2 separate regions of the Homo sapiens genome follow, and region 1 is linked to region 2. Evidence: read pairs that join two places in POLR2A ChIA-PET (ENCODE). Cell type or tissue: A673. All regions are shown on one strand.

Region 1 (2,500 bases), 240 kb before region 2:
GTGAAATGCCACTACTTAGGTCACATGCCTCAGGAAAAAAAAAAAAAAAACCTGCCAGGAGCAACGCCTTCTTCTTGGCAGAGAGGCATGCCACCTGTCACCCAAAGCTGCTGTCCCCTCTAGCATCATGCACAGATAACTTTGCTTCACTTCTGCATGTGGGGAAGTTGTGTTCTCTGCCTTTTGCAGTGTATTTCTCCATGGCATTTATCTAGTGGAGAATTTAGTTTGAAACTTATTGAATTGGGGTTTATTGCCCATACTTATTGGACAAATCTTAATCCAGAAGAATGGTTATAACCTAGAATGACACTGGGTGAAAATTTGAATTGTGTTTCACATGAAAGATGGCATATAACAGGCATATTTCCACCTGACACCTAGCTATGATGCCACCCTTGGTGACAGAGCAAGATCACTCCTTATGTCACTCCTTAATAGCATGCATGGGTTCCTGGAAATCAGCCTTAGTGAACACATTCTGGATCCTTAGAACCATGCCTCATCAACTCTTAAGGCATAGAAAACAAGGAACATAATTCACATATTCACAAGCAGGTAAAGCACTCCATACAGCGTGTACCATATTTTAGATTTCCTCCATATCTTTGTAAGGTCTGATATGGGGTTAAGCACAAAGTGCTTAATTAATATTTGTTGAATGAATAAGCAAATATTGTTTTGTTAAGAGGCAATCTAATAGACATTTGGGCTGGCCAGGGTATTGGAATTCCTTGGCTTCATGTTTCTCTAGGAAGGACCTATGTAAAACCTCACTGGGACTTACTTTTAGGAAGAGATGCATGTTCTTACTGCCATAATAATGCCATCTTGGCACAAGTGTAATACTTAAGAGTTAAAGCATTTTCCTTTGCGTTTTTGAGTGATTCCAAAACATATGCCATTAAAACCATTAAAACATATGCTTTTTCAAAACATTTCAAATATAATTCTTATTTTTGCCCTCTGTTTTTGTTATGGGTTAATTGTGTCCCACCACACCCCCCAAAAAAGTTGGAACCCTAATACCTGATATCTCATAATATGAGCTTATTTGAAAATACGAGCTTTACAAAGGTGATTTAAATGGTAAAGTTAAAATGATATCATTAGGGTGGGCCCCAATCCAACATGATTAGTGACCTTATAAAAAGAAGAAATTTGGATACAAAAAAAGACACGCACACAGGAAGAACACAATTTGAAGATGAAGACGGAGATTGGGGTGATGCATCTGCAAGCCAGGGAATGCCAAAGATTGTCAGCAACCACCAAAAGCTAGGAGAAGGCATGGGACAGACTCTCCCTCACATTTGTCAGAAAGAACCAATTCTATCGACACCTTAATTTCAGATTTTTAGCCTCTAGAACTGTGAGAGAATAAATTTTTGTTGTTTAAGCCACCCAGTGTATGCTACTTTGTTACAGCAGCCCTAGAGAACTAATACAGTTCTTTTGAGGCTATTATATTGTAAAACCTGCTCTAGGTTTTGGTACTTTCTGCATGTGCTAAAAAAAAAACTAGTGTTCACGGTGCAACTGATGCTCATCTTTTTATCGACTATTAATTGCTTAACTTTTACCCTCCCCCTACCATGTGAACCACCACCTTCTACTCATAAATGGTAATATAACTCAGAGGTATGTTATTGTGATGGCTAATTTTAGGTGTCAGCTTGACTTGATTAAGGGACACCCGGATAGCTGGTAAAGCATCATTTTTGAGTAGGTCTATGAGGGTATTTCCCAAGAGATTCACATTTGAATCAATGGGTTGAGCAAGGAAGAGCTGCCCTCAATAATGAAATAAGCTAAGGACCTATATAGAACTGGAGATGGGACCCCCCTTTTCTCCTTTTCTTACACGTCAGTACTCCAGGATTTACGACTTTGAACTCCAGGACTTGCATCAGTAGCTGCCTAGATTCTTAGGCCTTTGGCCCTGTACTGAGGGTTATGCTATCATCAGCTTCCCTGGTTCTCAGGCCTTTGGACTTAGACTGAGTCACATCACTGGCTTCCTTGGTTCTCCAGCTTGTAGACAAGTTACTGTGGAACTTCTCAACCTCCATAATTGCATGAGCCAATTCCCATATGAAACCTCCTTTCATATCTATCTATCTATCTATCTATCTATCTATCTATCTATCTATCTATCTATCATCTCATGTTGGTTCTGTCCCTCTAGAGAATCTTGACTAACAAAATTATTATTATTAAAAAATAACAACGATGGCAGTACCATGGAGTGAGTATTTATTGTGTGCCAAACACTGTGCAATTGTTCAATGTTCATTGCTTCATTTGGTCCTCTCGATAACCCTAGAAGGTAGGTACTATTATTATTCTTGGAAGTTTAAAAATGATCATCTAAGTCATACAGGTAAAAAGTGGCAGACGCAGGGTTCAAACCCAGTCAGTCTCATTCCAAAGGCTTAGTGTCTGATTACTACGTATAATCTCCTGTATAAGGAGACACTAAGATTCAAAACAGGCTTAT
Region 2 (2,500 bases):
AAAGAGTCAGACAATTTTTAAAATTAAAAAGTAAATAAAGTCAAAAGTTACAGTAAACTAAGGTTAATTTATTATGGAAGAAAAAAGTACGTTTATGTAGCCTAAATGCCCAGTGTTTATAAAGTCTATGGTAGAGTAATGTACTAGGCCTTCACATTCACTCACCACTCACTCATTGTCTCACCCAGAGCAACCTCTAATCCCACAAGCTCCATTCATAGTAAGTGTCCTGTACAGGGGTACCATTTCTTAGCTTTTATACATTATTTGTACTTATATTTTCTATGTTTAGATGTCCTAGCGTTGTGTTACAATTGCCTACAGTATTCAATATAGTCACAGGCTGCACAGATTTATATGCTGGTAACAATAGGCCATGTATATACAGTGTAGGAATGTAGTAAACTGTACCATCTAGGTGAGTGTAAATAATGCATTCTATGATGTTCACACAATGACAAAATCACATAAGGATGTGTTTTTCAGGATGCATCCCCACTGCCAAGTGAAAAATGATTGTACCTGTAGCGAAGTGTGAAAGGAAGGAAATGAAAGAGATGTTAGGCAAAAATAATGGATTTGGGAAATGCTCAGCCTGTCCAGATTACAAATATGCTAAAATTAGGAGAATAACTGTCAGGAAAACATGATCTGTAGGGAAAGCCAAGGGTGTGGCTGGACAACCTTTTGTTACTGCATTAAAAAGATCAAAAGATAAGTGTATTCGGTCATACAAGGGGCTCTTTGAACAGATTAGTGCACTTTATGGGTCTCCTTAGCCATCTCCAGAGAAACCAAAAATAGAGATCAGATTATCTAGGAAAGATCCATGGACGCAACTCTTGTTTAATGGGAAACATTTTCTTGACGTACACAAGGTTCTTCAGAATTTCTTAACAACGTAAAAAACTGACAGCTCTGACTGAAAGGGACAGAGACTATGAAATGAAGCATAACTGTCAGACTCACAAAATTATACAGGCAGGAAATAGACTGATAAACTATTCAGTTGCAAACATGTGCTACCATTCATAAAAAAGGAAGCATGACTCAGAGAGCCAAGTCTCATGACCAGAGGGCAGAGCCTGTAACCATAGGGAATTATTCCCAGGCTTTGAAACCCAATATTGTCTGGCCATTTGGGTTTTGAAATTGCTTGCGATTGGTGACTCATTTTTTCTTTCAATTTTCTCTCTTTTTGAATGGGAATGTCTATATACTGGTACTCCATGCCTGTCCGACTATTGTATTTTGAGGAGCAGATAATTTGTTTTCTAATTTCACAGGCATAGATGGAGAGGAGTTTGGCCCCAGGATACATCATGTTTCACTCATACCTGCTTTACATGATTGAGGTGATGAGACCTGGGAATATTGAGTTGAAGAAATGTAAATGAGATTTTGGACTTTGAGTTGATGCTGTAATGGGTTGAGACTTTTGGGGATGTTGGGATACAGTGACTGTATTTTGAATGTGGGATTGATACAAATCTTTATGCAACAGAGGGCAGACTGTGGTAGGCACAATAATGACCCCCCAAAAATGTCTACATCATAATTTCCCGGACCTGTGACTATGTTATATTATGAAACAAGGGGGAACTAATATTGCAGATGGAGTTAAGGTTGCTAATCAAACGAATTTAAAATTGGCATTTGCCTTAAATTATTCCTTCTCTGATGTTAAAATTATGTTAGTTGGTTTCTTTTTGTTTACATTTCCCTGGTATGCTTTTGCATATCATGTTATTTTCAGCTTTTCAATCTGATAAGTTTTATTTTAGGTGGGTCTGTTGTATGCAACATAGTTTTGGTTCTTTGAAATCCAATTTAATATATTATTTTTATTATAATGTGTGAGTTAAGCCAATATTGCTTTTTTTGATAAATATATCTTTTTGACAGAAATATGTATATATTATTTTGAACAGATATATTATATATATATTTATTTTATACTTTGTAAAGCCTTCCTTGAGGTGTTTTATCTCTTTGCTTCTGTAGTGTGCATGTGTGTATGTAGATACACACATCTAGATCTTCTGATATTTAGGAAAATTTTTGTTATTATTCTAAGAAAGTCCCCCTTGTCTTCTCTTTCATTTGCTACCACAAATACTTCTTAAACGTAACCATGAGGAAGTGAAAGACTTTTTCACAGGAAACTACAAAAGATTGCTAAAAAAATTAAATAAGACACAAATAAATGGAAAGATATGCATGGATTGGAAAACTTAATATTCAATATTTGTGGATTAGAAGATTTAATATTACTAATATGATAAAACTATCTAAACAAATCTGTAAGTTTCAATTCAATCTTTATTAAATTCCAACAACTGTTTTTGGAAAAATGGAAACATGGATCCTCAAATCCATATGTAATTGCAAGAGGTCCCAAATAACCAAAACAATATTGAAACAGAAAAAGAAATTTTAATTACTCACATTTTAATACTTCAAAACTTACTACAAAGCCATAGTAATCAAAACAATGTGG

What was found. ChIA-PET counts read pairs that join two places held together with the same protein. Peaks named below come from ENCODE experiments on the same cell type or tissue, not always from the same donor. Only the 100,000 strongest peaks of a DNase experiment are listed, where the experiment ranks them.
Region 1: POLR2A ChIA-PET joins it to region 2 with 5 read pairs; 2 of 35 experiments call an interaction of 5 or more read pairs at or near these places.

Annotation. Positions count from the first base shown.
Region 1 is chr6:146,047,542-146,050,041 of GRCh38, forward strand. The region is part of intron 1 of GRM1 (glutamate metabotropic receptor 1); the gene reads left to right. Among named protein-coding and RNA genes, the nearest start is that of GRM1, 20 kb to the left of the region's middle. In A673, no CTCF peak of the experiment used is centred here; no DNase peak of the experiment used is centred here.
Region 2 is chr6:146,289,448-146,291,947 of GRCh38, forward strand. All of the region lies in intron 2 of GRM1 (glutamate metabotropic receptor 1), which reads left to right. Among named protein-coding and RNA genes, the nearest start is that of RAB32, 250 kb to the right of the region's middle. In A673, no CTCF peak of the experiment used is centred here; a DNase peak (open chromatin) is centred at 1,074.